Linked DNA regions of Mus musculus: region 2 is linked to region 1. Evidence: chromatin contacts called from ENCODE Hi-C data. All regions are on one chromosome and are shown on one strand. Each heading gives the region's core, a stretch centred on a gene start or an enhancer-like site at or near the end of the contact. The rest is flanking DNA. Distances are from core to core; before and after follow the strand shown.

The links. A loop is a pair of places that touch in the nucleus more often than their neighbours do.
Region 2: a map of T-helper 17 cell shows a loop between it and region 1 (36-fold over the local background). The contact joins the promoter of Tktl1 here to the enhancer-like site in region 1. A Hi-C loop is called at or near these places in 3 of 37 maps with a recorded cell type or tissue (T-helper 1 cell and T-helper 17 cell).

Annotation. Positions count from the first base shown.
Region 1 is chrX:13,204,943-13,212,333 of GRCm38, forward strand. No RefSeq gene overlaps it. Among named protein-coding and RNA genes, the nearest start is that of 2010308F09Rik, 39 kb to the right of the region's middle. Within about 2 kb of position 3,114, at least 1 of the 3 ENCODE cell types and tissues checked has a DNase peak (open chromatin) inside an H3K27ac peak, as active enhancers do.
Region 2 is chrX:74,173,820-74,181,210 of GRCm38, forward strand. Tktl1 (transketolase-like 1) reads left to right here and starts at 3,440. Exons shown (of 13, transcript NM_031379.2): 1 at 3,440-3,604. The coding sequence starts at 3,471.

The DNA.
Region 1 (7,391 bases), core at 1,864-4,363:
TGTCATCCCCCTTTGTTCTCCCACCCCCAATAAACCTCTCCCATGGAAATGTGCTGGCACTTACCAAGTGAGCTCTTGTCACAAAAAAATTAAATTAAAAAAACCAACAACAACAACAATCAACCAGGCTGGAAAGATGGCTCAGTGATTAAGAGCACTGAATGCTGTTCCAGAGGTCCCTGGTTCAATTCCCAGTCCGTACATGACAGCTCACGACTATAACTCCGAGATCTGACACTCACACAGACGTGCATGCAGGTAAAATACCAATGCATATAAAATAAAAATAAGTAAACTATTTTTTTTAAAAAAATTCAATCAAGATCTGACGCCCTCTTCTGGAGTGTCTGAAGACAGCTACAGTGTACTTACATATAATAAATAAATAAATCTTTTTTAAAAAATTCAATCAATGAAATCTCAAAGAGATAACTGATCACTAAAATTGATATCTTCCCAGGGCTGAAGACTATACAGCTCAGTGGTAGGGGGCTTTCGTAGGGGGTTCAAGAGCCTGAGTTCCACCCTAAGCAGTGGAAAGAGAGAAGGGAGGGGGGTGTCTCAAGAGATGCAGGGGACAGAAGGAGGGAGGGGGAGCTAGAGTGAGAAAACCGACTGGGTAGCACAGGCCTGTAGTCCGACCCATGAAGAATTAGGCCATGGCCAGTCTGGGCTCCATACTTCCAAGCTGGCTTGGGCAAATGAGATTCTGTTTCAAACAAAACAAAATAGATAAATAACAATAAAAAGGAATAAAAGCAGCTGTATTTCTTCTTGGACTACTATCCAGAGTTAGAGAGAGAAAGTGAAGGCCTGGCAGGCAGGGCTAGGGGTTTGGTTTCCAGGGCAAGTGAAGGCCAGGGTTGCCTTGGGATGCCCATGGGGTCTTCAGAAAAGTACCACCTGTGCTCCTTTGTGTCAGTACCAGAGGTCAGACCCCCTCTCCCTTTGCTATTTTCATTATGGATTCAGATACTTGAAGATTTCTTTTACAAAAGGGCAGCCTTTCAGACCTGCCCCCTGCCACCAGGCCTGCAGTGTCTCTGGGTAAGCAACTGGAAATTCGGTAACAAACATACCTGGGGGTGGATTAGTTTATGTATGCTCCTACAAGAAAACAGACCAACTTTATTGATTGTTGTGGCACAGACACACACACACACACACACACACACACACGGAGAGAGAGACACACACAGACAGAGAGACACAGAGAGAAGGAGAGATGAAAGAGAAAGAGAGAGTGGTGTGATACGTGTGTAATTTCAGAATTTGAGATGTGGAGGGAAGAGGACTGGAATGAGTTCAAGGCCATCTTGGGCTACTTGATTCCCTGTCTCCAAAACAAAACCAGACAACAACAATACAGAACAAAGAACAAAACTCAAAACCTAATAAATAAATAAATAAATAAATAAATAAATAAATAAATAAATAAATTAAAGAAAGAAAGAAAGAAAGAAAGAAAGAAAGAAAGAAAGAAAGAAATGACTCTAGCTGGGCTGTGGGAGACTGTTTGCTCCTGAAAGGTCTGGATTACACGTCCAGTGGCCTTGGAGAACCAGGCATTCCTGGAAGGAGGGCTGGGAATGGAATTAGGATGGGAGAGAAGTGGGAGGAGAGAAATAACAAACCAAGACAAAGTTTCTCTGACCATGGCTCAAATTGTAATTTTTCAGCTCTGCATTTCTATAGGCAAAACCACAAAACGGAGCCCCTTTGTTTCAGCTGGGTTTGAGTTGCAAAGGAAGCTCTCAGCAGCTCAGCGGGCGGGCAGTCTCTTTCCGCTTGGGCAGGACGCCTGGCTCCAGCGGTGGCGACTTGTTTAGCCAACTCAAGGCTGGGGGAAGGGCCCACATTCCTACCCTGTAAAAGAGAAAAACACAACCAAACAGCACCACAAACAACAGATTACAGGATTGCCACCCCAGGAGTCTTTGGGTTTGTTTGTTTGTTTTTAGATGACTTTTTTCTTTGGTAAGAATGTTTCATTTGTGTCTATGGCCTTGGAGTTAGAAGAGGACATGGGATCCCCTAAGACTAGAGTTACAGCCGGTTTTGAGTAGTTATGTGGGGGCTGGGAATGGAACCCGGGTTCTCTGGAAGAGCAGCCAGTGCTCTTAACAGGTCACCAAGCCATCTCTGGAACTGTCCTGTAACCACCTTTAAAATGCACATTTTGGTGAGGGGAGACTAGCATAACTCTAGATCTAGGGGTAACAATGACTGTGGCCTCTTAGGACATAGTACTTATGTGCCCACATACACAAATAAAAATAAAAACAGTAACAACAACAACAACAAAATAATCCAGCTCAGAGAGCTGGGGCTGTGTCTCAGTTGCAGAGTGCATGGCCGAAGAGTCCCCATTAGATCCCGTATCACCAGAGTAAGGGTTAACCAGCAGAATCCCTTGGCGGGTTGGGGTTACTAAAGTGTGTCCCAAAGATTACACCATCATACCATCATACAATAGATCTCCCGAAAGGAATTTATTTGGGTGGGAAGAGATGGGCTAGCCCAGACAACAAGAGACAGAGAGACAGGGTGAAAGAGTAGGCCGCGATGGGGGGGGGGGGCTGGCTTTTAAATGGTATGCCCGTGGCATTTGGCAGCTGGTGATCATAAAGCTGCTGGCCCTGAGGCGCTGAAGGCAGGCTGGGCCACAACCAGTACCGGCCACAGAAACCAGCTGTTGGCAGAAGTATCGGACCTGCAGTCTGGGATGGTGTGCCCACCCTGGGGCGTGGTCCCACCTGGTCACAAGTAAGATGCCTCCAGCCCTGACCCCACATCATCTACTCACGCAGCTCCCCTGTCCCAGCCAACAGCAACTTGTTCGCCCTGGGGTCTTACTTCTGTTAAGAGTCCCTACCAAAGGCCTGGGGCAAGGGTCTCTTCCTGATCTCCATAGGAGTCTCTGGTCTCACAATGTTTCTGTGTGGGTTCAGTGGTGACGAGGATTAGTTATGGATACACAGAGGCTGTGACACCTGCCAGCTCTGTGCTACTTCCTTTAAGGGCCTGGCCCCACAGCCACGTGGACCTTTGTCCATAGGGGTGGCGAGGAAGCCACACTGTTCCAGCAACCTGATCTTTAACAGAACAGCATCTGTCAGGACTCCGCGGCTCTCTGCCTGGCCAAGCCGGCACACTTTTTGTTGCCAAAGATGGGTGGTGTCACCGGAAGTCTAAGGGAGTGTGGTTCGGAAATCCCCTTGGAAAACCAGCTCTTGTGCCAGACCTCGCTTGACGTTAGGCTCTGCTGCCCTCTAGTGGCCGCAGGGTGGCATGAACCACGAGGGGTTGGAGACGTCTGCTCAATGGCTTGGGAAGTGGGGGAAGGGAACTGTGGCGGTTGCGCAGATCCAAGTGCTTTGTACCCACGACATCTTAGATTCTGCTGCGTCCCCCAACCCCCGATTTTTTTGCCCTTTGTTAATCAGAACTCAAAAAGCACCTAACCCTTTTACATATCCAGAGCACGAAGCCGGAACTAAGGCTCAAGCATCGGGCTCCTTGTTTGCTGGAATCCCCCAAAATGAACGTAACTGTCATACCATACATGTGTGTAAAATTGGAGAAAGGGGATGATATGAGCTTAATTGGTTAAGTGGTGGCTGGTGTATATCTGTAATCCTGCCACTACAGGGGCACAGACAGGGGATTCCCTGTGAGTTCTATGCCAGCCTGAACTATCCCAGTTTAAAAACAGAACTCTGCTATCTCCCCCACTATGACTCTCCCTTTGTCCCATTCCCACAGGCTAAGGGACTTCTGGATCCTGAGAACTCGAGTTGGCGATACAGTTGGAATGACTTTAATGGACCATTATATTTCCATATATAGGAATTACTGGCCATCTTAGGACAGGAATGCTTTCCAGGAATAATCTGCCTGCCCACCTGGTAACGCCACCCTGAGCCACAGCAGTTGGAAAGTAGGTGGTGGAAGAGAAACAGTGTTTCAAGTATTCAGAGCCAAAAGAGGGTCTGTGAAAAGTTATCCCAGCTATTAGTTATGAGACTGAGAGAGATGCCTCAGTGCTTTACAGTACTAATGGCTCCTCCAAAGGACATGGGTTCAATTCCTGGTCCCCATATGGTGGGCTCCCAATTATCTGTAACTCCAGTTCCAGGGGATCCACTGCCCTCTTCTGACCTCCTCAAGATCTGCATGCAGGTGGCACACAGACATGGAGGCAAATCACCCAGCCACAGTGAGACCTCATCTCAAAAGATTCAAAGAAAAGAGGGCTGTGGGAATGGTGTTGACATCAAGGATTTGAATAGAGAGCACCAGCCCAAATCATCATGGTCAAATTAATTAAAGCAAGCTTACCCCCTGCCCTACCCCCGCCTCCACTCACACAAGAGTTTTTCTCTGTAACAGTCCTGACTGTCTTTGAACTCACTCTGTAGACCAGGCTGGCCTCGAACTCAGAGAGCTGTCTGTCTCTGCCACCGGGGTGCTAGTATTAAAGGTGGGGGCCACCATAGTCCACTGCAAACCTGCAAGCTCTTTTTTTTTTTTTTTAATTCATGTGTATACATGGGTTGCCTCCTCTAAGGTGGAATTCAAGGAGTCAGCCTTGGATGTGAGGGAGATAATGTTTTTATAGCTTAGGGGTAGGGGCTTTCCAAATGGGGGATACGACAGGCAAACAGGCAGGGTTACAGAAGCAGAGCAGAGCATAAGAAATTGGTCTTGGGCTGGTGAGATGGCTCAGTGGGTAAGAGCACCCGACTGCTCTTCCAAAGGTCCAGAGTTCAAATCCCAGCAACCACATGGTGGCTCACAACCATCCATAACGAGATCTGACTCCCTCTTCTGGAATGTCTGAAGACAGCTACAGTGTAACTTACATATAATAAATAAATAAATAAATAAATAAATAAATAAATAAATAAATCTTAAAAAAAAAAAAAGAAATTGGTCTTAACAACTTTTGAAACAAGGACATGGTTGCAAGGTGGTCATAATAACCTTTTGAAACAAAAAAATAGGGTTGTCACATGGTCATAACTTTTTGGAACAAAGGCACAGTTGCTGTTTCCTGGAACAAGCAGTATAGAACCATTTGAAGGAAAGGTTACAAGTGGGGCATAGCCCAATCCTTGAGAAACAGTTTTAGCCATAAATACGATGGAGGCAGGATGGTTCATCAAGGGTGCAGCAGGCAAGAACACTACCTGCTCTTGCAGAGGATCCAGGTTTGATTCTCGGGGTCCATGTGGCACCTTTAACTCCAGTTTTAGGGAATCCAATGGTGTCAGCTACACACAAGGTGACATACATGCCCGCAAAACACTCATACGCATAAACATTAAACAAACAAAACTTAAACTATCAGAAAGGGTTGGGAAACATTCCCTCCTAGAGGCCTAGGAGACAGAGTTGAAATGCTGACGTCACATGCTGAATCCTGAACCATGTAAGGTTCTAAAAGGCTCTCTTTCTTCGGCTAGAAGCAGCCAACAATCACTGGGGGAGGAAACTGACCAGCTGCCAAAAGGAGATCTCTCAGACCTGTCCAATTGTCCATCTGTCCAGTTAAGCAGAGGACTTCAGGGTTCAGGATTTGTCACTGGTGTTTGGATGGGTTCTTATGGAATGCATCTGCTTTGTAGTCACCCCTGCTCCTGTAAGTAACCCCTTGCCATACACTTGTTAAAAACCCCAGTAAAACTATGATTTTCAGTAGTTCATCAAGCTGGACTTTGGTGCAATCAGTACATTGGTCTGTCACGGGTTCTCTGTCTAGGGTAAGTAGAGAGGTGTGTGTGCTTGCTCTTTACCTTGGAGAGGTCTTACACGGCAGAACTCAACAATGCAATAGATAAAATAGCAGCTGACTTTGTGATGAAATTCGTTCTCCCCCCACCCTGCTTGTAGTCCTGGCTGACCTTGAACTTGTGGCAAGCCTTCTGCCCCATCAGTGTGCTTACACTTAACTTTTGTTCTTTCTTTTTAATTCTCATTTCCTTTCATTTGGAGGAACAGTTTTACCCTCTCTCTTTTCAAAAATTACATTTATTGCCACATGTCTTTAGGCCCAGCACTCAGGAGGCAGAGGCAGGTAGATTTCTGAGTTCAAGGACAGCCTGGTCTAGAGAGTTAGTTCCAGGACAGCCAGGGCTACACAGAGAAACCCTGTCTGGAAAAACCAAAAGCAAACAAACAGATTCCCTTTATGAGTGCCACAGGGGACAGCTTTTGAGAGTTGATTCTCCCCTTTTAGCATCTGGGGCCTGGAGACTGAGCTGAGATCGGCAGACTTAGTAGCAAGCGCCTTTACTGCAGAGCCATCTTTCCAACATCATTTTTTTTCTTGAAAGATCTTGCTGCTTAGCCCAGGTTGGCCTGGGGCTAGTGACTGTCCTGCTTCAACCTCCTGAGTGCTGAGATCACACACACACACACACACACACACACACACACACACACACACACACACACTACCACACTTGGGGATTTTTCAGGTATTTCTATAAGTTGTCAAAAGAGACAATGTATTTTTTTTTCTAACTGTAACCAGCTTTATTAAAGATACTTTTCATAAACAATCATGGTATTTCAGGCAGGACATGGGCAGACAATTAACGATATACAAGAACTTTCAAACTCCCTTCTTGTATAGACTACCAAAATCAGAAAGCCACTATAAAACCCAATGAAGTCTTCATTCAATGCTTTGAAAAGGGGGAAGTAGCTTAGGATGAGGGTTGACATTTCACATTTAGGATGTTGTTTAACAACTTTACACAAGCTGACCCTGACTTCCAGGAAACGAACATGGCAGAATTATCAATCAAGAAAATCAAGAAGGAAGACCAAGGCGTGGATACTTCATTCCTCCCTAGAATACAGAATAAAATATCCATGGAAGGAGTTGCAGAGACAAAGTTTGGAGCTAAGACAAAAGGATGGACTATCGAGAGACTACCCCACCCAGGGATCCATCTCATAGTCAGCCACCAAACCCAGACACTATTGCATATGCCAGCAAGATTTTGCTGAAAGGATCCTGCTATAGCTGTCTCTTGTGAGGCTATGCCGGGGCCTAGAAAACACATAAGTGGATGCTCACAGTCATCTATAGGATGGATCACAGGGCCCCCAATGGAGGAGCTAGAAAAAGTACCCAAGGAGCTGAAGGGGTCTGCAACCCTATAGGTGGAACAACAATATGAACTAACCGGTACCCCAGAGCTCGTGTCTCTAGCTGCATATGTAGCAGAAGATGGCCTAGTCGGTCATCATTGGGAAAAGAAACCCCTTGGTATTGCAAACTTTATATGCCCCAGTACAGGGGAATGCCAGGGCCAAGAAGTAGGAGTGGGTGGGTAGGGGAGCAGGGCGGGGGGAGGGTATAGGGAACTTTTGGGATA
Region 2 (7,391 bases), core at 2,190-4,689, about 61 Mb after region 1:
CACTAATGCTTTTTTAAGAGCTGGGAGTGTATCTCAGGAATAGAGGACTTATCTGGGATTTATGAGGACCAAGATTTGATCTCCATCACCACAAAAAACGAAAATATAAAGTAAGATGTTAATAAGATGAGATTTTTAATAGCTATATACCATGACTTAGGGAGATTACTTTACTTAATATTATAAATATCTAGTTATAATATATATGTGTGTATATATATACACACACACACACACACACACACACACACACACACACACACACACACACACATAAAATGACAGTTAAAAATCAAACAGGGCCATGTATGGTGGCATATGCTTGCAATTCCATCACTTGGGAGATAGCATCAAGAATTCAAAGTCAGCCTGAACTACACAGTGAAACCTTATCTCAATTAAAAAAAAGCCAACCAAATGAACAAAAAAATCCAAGTGAGAATATCTTGTGAGTCTCAAATTAACTGACTTCAAAGTTTAAAAAAGAAAATGCAAAGTATCTATGAAATTTTGAGGGAAAATACTAAATTAGAGAAATTAGAGTCTTAGGCTACTCAAAAAAAAAATAGAGTGCTACTTTACTTTATGTATAGTATTAGACTCTAGGCAGAATAAGGAACTAAACATAAGAATCACAACTATTAAATGTTAAAAGTACAACTATCAAATGTTAAAAGGGCTCGAGGCAAGCTTAGCAATTAAAAGCATTTGTTGCTCTTATAGAGGACCTGGGTTCAGTTCCCCGTATCCACATGGTGATTCACAACCATCTGTAACTCTACTTCCTGGGGATCTGACACCTACTTCTGACCTCTTCAGGGACCAGGCATGCATGTGGAGCACACACATACATGCAGGCAAAACACTCATATACATAAAATAAAACAAAATAATTAAATAGTTAATTCAAGAAAAATTAAAAGTATATAATAAACATTTTTACAATCTTTGAATAGAAAAGACCTTTCTAAACAATGCTCAGGCCTAAATGCCAATAAAATGATTTACATATTTTATTACCTTAAAAACTCTTGTGACCTTCTGTACAGAAGGAAAAATAAAGTTAAATTTTAGGTTTTGTTTAATTTTTTCTTAAAAAATAAAATATCAGCGGGGCAGTGGTGGTGCACACCTTTAATTCCATCACTTAGGAGGCAGAGGCAGGTGGATTTCTGAGCTCGAGGCCAGCCTGGTCTACAGAGTGAGTTCCAGGACAGCCAGGACTACACAGAGAAACCTTATCTTGAACCCCCCCAAACCAAACAAACAAACAAACAACCCCCCCTCCAAAAAAGCACCATCTGTTCCAGAGGTCCTGAGTTCAATTCCCAGCAAACACATGGTGGCTCACAACCATCTGTAATGATATCTGATGCCCTCTTCTGGTGTGTCTAAAGACAGCTACAGTGTATTCAAATACATAAAATAAATAAACATTTTTTAAAGAGAATAGTCTGTTTACAAAAACTAAAAACAGATAAAGATTAAGGGCATAAAAGCTAAATATTTATAATAAATTACTAACCAGCATCATATTTAAGGAAATGATATAAATTAATAATCTAAGAACAGCATCACTAAATAAAACATCAAAAGATAGTATCAAATACTTCAGGTAGGGTGAACTTTAAATAAACAACAAACAATACTTCTTTAAAATTGGGCAAGGGACTGAAGAGATTGCTTAATAGTTAAGAGTACTTGTGCCGGGCATAGTGGCGTACACCTTTAATCCCAGCACTCGGGAGGCAGAAGCAGGTGGATTTCTTAGTTTGAGGGCAGCCATGGTCTACAGAGTGAGTTCCAGGACAGCCAGGGCTATACAGAGAAACCCTGTCTCAAAAAAATAAAACAAACAAAGAAACAAACAAACAAAAAACAAAAAACAAAAAAACAAAAAATAAAAAAAGAGTACTTGTTGCTTTTACAGAGGACCTTGGTTATATTCCCAGCACCCAGATGGTGTTCATAGTCATGTATAATTCTTGTTCCAAGGGATCCAAAGCCCTCTTCTGACATCTTCTGGCACTAGGCATGTACATGGTACACAAACATACGTGCAGGCAAAACATTCATACACATAAAAATAAATAATTTTTTTAAAACTAAAAAATAAAGTGATCAGCAATTTGTAAATCAAAGCATTAATTAAATACTTATCCATCAGATTGCTAAATTAAAATTAAATTAAATTTAAAAGTGTTAATAATATCCAGTAGTTATAAGAATGGAAGGAAAGGAATACTCACATACTCTGTAAGTAAAATCAATTCAGATTCTTTATCATGCTAAATCAGGCAGCTGATTTTTTGGCATACTGAAATTTTAAATGCAGGAAACTTTTAACCTAGCAAGAACAGCAAAGTCCAGTGGCACTCAGGTGACAATTTTGGAGGTCTTACACTGGAACTTATAACTTTTGAGTCAGGATACTTCACTTGAACTACCAATTACTGAACCTGGCACACCACTGGGTGCCATGCCAGTGTGAAAGGTTATATACCAAGTCTTTGAGATGAACCAGGTCATGTTTATGGAGAGACATAGCCCAAGAGTTTTTTTAAAAAATTCTACCATAATGAAAACTCACCCAAGTCAGGCTCCACAGTCAACTTACAGGTCGGCTTTGGACTAAACAGTCACTCTGGGTTTGTTGGACAAAATGTTCTAGAAAGGAAAATAGCTCAGAAACATCTTAAAGTCTCAAGATGGCCAGCTCACCTCACCAGCTGAGAAATCTGACTAGAGACTGGACTGCCTTATGTGAGGATGTACTTTTTAATATGGTGATAAATGTGTATATCAATGTGACTATTACAACTATTTTAAGTTTCACAATGCTCACTACATTCTCTACATCTTCAGTCATGACTACACTCTAATTACAGAACTTTTTTTCGCCCCCAAGGAAAACTGTACCTGAACATGGAGGTAGTCCCTTTGAGGAACTGATAACACAAAGAAAAATATAAAGAAATAAAATTAGTCTGTATAGTGCTGAAAATGCAAGTGACAAACGTTCAAAATTCTCTTGAAATGGCCATACAGAAGCCGCATATAGTCGTCTGGCGGAGGTGTAAACTTGTAACGAAAAGCATACTCAACTGTAAAAAGCGGAAGGATACATGCGGAGGAGAGATACACGTGCAACAACGGAAGACTACATGTGCAGAGTGCAGTCGAAGACTACATGCACAACAACAAAGGAATAAATTCATGGTGGAGGGATGTTTGATGGGACACACATATAACCGAGATAAACTTGTGACTGGGTCACAGACTTGTGGTGGAGGCATGGACAGGCAGAGTTGAGGCATAAGCCTCCATAAGCAAGCGTGTGCGCATGTGCAAGCGCGGAGGGATCAGTCGGTGACAGGGCGGGCATGACTGGGCGGGGCATGCCAGGGCCTTTTAACTGAGCGGCACAGCTGAGGCAGCCGTTTAGTTCTGCGGCACAACGTAGAGGAAGGATGTCGGAAGCTGAGGCAAGCAGTGGGATGGCCCACAACGCTGGACCTGATGAGAAGACATTGCAGGTGTTGCGGGACATGGCCAACCGCCTGCGAATCCGTTCCATCAAGGCCACAAATTCCTCGACCACTAGGTAAAAGGCCTGGGAAGGCCTTACCATGGGGTTCTTTGGTTGTTCTTTCTGAAGCTGTGAGGTGAAGGGAACCTGCTGTTATCCTCCATTTTCTGCCTTCTGGGTGCCACCTACTGCTTCTAGATGCCCATGAGTTTCATTCCTCTTCAGCCCTGGTGGCAGGGGTACACCCCTGACTAATTGTGACCAAAGTTCTGGAAGCCTATAAGACCTCCTTAGTAAGGAAAAAATCTAGAACCCAGTCGGGTGAATGAGCAGTGTTCCCTGGTATTTATCAAGCTAGCTCTAGTTTGGCATTTTACCTAGAAATGGTGTTTTGTGTATAAGCAATTGCATTGGAATTGGGGTTGGTCATGACTGTGTGGCCATTACTCAGGAAAATAAATTCAGCTCTGTCAAGAGCACACCAGAGGGGCAGTGCTCCAAGAGGTAGGGCAGGAAAGAGAAAATGTGAGAGGCAGCAGCACACAAGAGATGTACTTTCAAAAAATAGTGGATGGCTCGTAAAAAATATTGGCTAGTGGGTTTGCTGATATTTGTTAAAGGTAATTTTGTACTGATATTGATAAAGAACAGGTTGTTTTGTCTATGTGGTCCAAGCCAGCCCTGGAATTATCCTGCCTCCACAATATTTGGGATTAAGGCCTATAACACTGCTTGTCCACAGTTTTTTTTCCCCCACAGTTTTTCTTTTCTTTTTCTTTTGGGATATATATATCTTGGAATTCAAAGTGTAGACCAAGCTGACCTGTAACTCACAAAGATTCTTCTGCCTCTGTCTTCTGAGTGCTGGTATTAAAGGCACACCCCACTACACCCGTCTTCACAGTTTTTCAATAAACTAGTACTTGTATGTCTATTCAGGCTTACTAATATGGAACAGGTCTTGTTAAGTTTTCTCTTTCTAGGAATTTTTTCAGTTACTTTGATTAACAAAGTTTTTTTTTTCAGGATACAGTTGTTCATGTTATTGTAAAAATTCTTGTTCATTTCTGTAGGAATGACAGAATAGCCCCATTTTCATTTTCTGAGTTATTTCAGACTTTTCATAGATTTGCTTTTTTTTTTTGGTTCTAGCTAAAGCTTTGCTAATCTTTCACAAGAACCAACTTAGTATCCTGTGGATTGTAGTTCAGAGCAAACCACTTGCCTAACATGCTGTGAGACCCCCAACTTAGAGCGTTTCTCCCTGGAAGGTAAAGCCCCTGGACGTTCCCCAAGCGTGTTTTTCCTGATCTCTAAAAATACAGCCAGAAAGAAGCTCTTTGTTCTCTATAGCCAGCAAAAAGCCTTTTTGTTTCTGTGCCTTACAGCCAGAGATGCGATAATTGTAGGAAGACCTACAAAGACACAGAGATAGACACTGGAGAGGAGCTACAGCTCATTCCCCCCCCCCCTTGCCAGAAAGGAGCTGTAGCCAACTCTCCTCCCAAATCCTCCCAACTCTTCTCCCAATTCCTTACTTTTCCTTTAAAAGCCCCCTACAGTTACCGCTGGGGGTCGGACTCCCCTGCCCTGCACGGCACTGATAATAAAACCTCTTGCAGTTTGCATCAGGTGTGGTTTTCTCCCGAGTCATTGGGGTGCTGGCCAGCTCATCCCGAGCGGAGGCCCAGCTTCAGGGGTCTTACAATGCCCTGCCTGGTCTTAATCACCAGCATTGCACAAAAAATAAGTTTAGTTTTGTAGATTTTCTCCCCCATTTGCCACACCATTTTTTATTTCTGCTGTGATCTTTACTATTCTTTCCTTTTCTTAAAGACTTTTGGTTAAGTTCTTTTGTAGTTCCTTAAGTAGTAAAATTAGGTTGTTAATTAGAAATTGTTACCAAAAAAAAAAAAAAAAAACCAGACAGTGGTGGTGTATGCCTTTACTCCCAGCACTTGGTAGACATAGGCAGGCATATCTCTGTGAGTTTGAAACCAGACTTGTCTACAGAGTAAGTTCTAGGACAGCCAAGACTACACAGAGAAACTCTGTCTTGAAAAATAAACAGGGCTGGTGAGATGGCTCAGTGGGTAAGAGCACCCGACTGCTCTTCCGAAGGTCCGGAGTTCAAATCCCAGCAACCACATGGTGGCTCACAACCATCCCTAACAAGATCTGACTCCCTCTTCTGGAGTGTCTGAAGACAGCTACAGTGTACTTACATATAATAAATAAATAAAAAAAAATAAAAAAAAAAAGAAAAATAAACAAAGGGAAGAAGGAAATCATTTAAAATGAGTTTTAGCTATACATTTTTCTTTGCACTGCTTTGCTGCATAAGATTTGTGTTTTGCTTTTATTTTCATGCATCTGTTTCTAATTTTCTTTGTAATATATTTTCCTTTGGTTCGTTCATTATTTAATTTCCAGAACTCTGTTGAATGTTTTCTGTTTTTCTGTTAGTGTCTAATTTCATGTCCTTGTAGACACACAAAGTACTTTGCATGTTTTTTTCATCATGCCCTGGAGTTGGGAATGTATCTCAGTATTAAACTATTTGCCTAGCATGTGTAAAGCTATAAGTTCCATCCCCAATACTACAAAAATAATTTGTCCTGAAACCTGGACTATGACATTAAGAGGACAATATAGTTAAGACACAAGATTTTTTTGTTTTACATTTTTGTTTTATGGGTCTTAATGTTATCTCAGGCCTACCACCATGACTACCATCCGCTACTGAGGTTATAGTTACATGGCATCACACTAGGCTTTTTTTTTTTCTTGAGACAGGATTTCTTTGTGTAGCTCTGGCTGTCCTGAAACTCACTCTGTAGACCAGGCTGTCCTCAAACTCAGAAATCTGCCTGCCTCTGCCTCCTAAGTGCTGGGATTAAAGGCGTACACCAACTGTTCAGCCAAGCTTTTTTCTTTTAATGAAGCAAATACATTTTTTTATGTCTTTTAATTTTATCAAATACAGAGAAATGGGTTTAAGGAGGCAAATATTAGACAGGCACGGTGGCATATGCCTTTAATCTTTGAATTGGAGGCTACTGATCTACAGAGTTAGCTCTGGGGCAGTCATTTAAAAAGAGATGCTTATTACAAACCTACATTATCCTAAAATAGATTAAATAGTATAGAAGTTTCTCCCCTTTGTTTTTGTTTTGTTTTGTTTTGTAAAACTTGAGTTCTGGTGACTGAACTGGGGTCCTTGGTTTTACAAGGCAAACACATCTTTGTGTTTTATAATAGTTTTTTGGTTTTTTTTTTTTGGTAGGGTGAGATGATATTTCATTATAGTTGTTTGTTTGATTTTTCGATGCTGGGGATCAAACTTGGTCACCCACATGTTTTGTTTTGTTTTGCAAAAAAGGTTTATTTATTATTATATCACTGTAGCTGTCTTCAGATGCACCAGAAGAGGACGTCAGATCTCTTACGGATGGTTGTAAGCCACCATGTGGTTGCTGGAATTTGAACTCAGGACCTTCAGAAGAGCAGTTGGTGCTTTTAACCACTGAGCCATCTCTCCAGCCCAGGCATCCACATGTTACTTCTAAGATAGCTTCCAGCTTTAGCCTCTTGAATCCTGGGATTATGGGTATTGGCCACCATGTCTTATTGTAGTTTAGATTTACATTTTTGATAACTAATGATACTAAATATTTTTATATAGTTGTTGGCCATTTTTCTTCTTTCGAGTTCCTTATCTTTTGAATATTAATGCCCTGTCAAATGAATAGCTGGGGAAATATTTTCAGGGAGTAGGTTTTATCTCCTGTCCTGTTTTCTCTCCCCTATAAGAAATTCATTTTAGGGCTTGGAGGAATGGCTCAGCAGTTAAAAGCAGTGC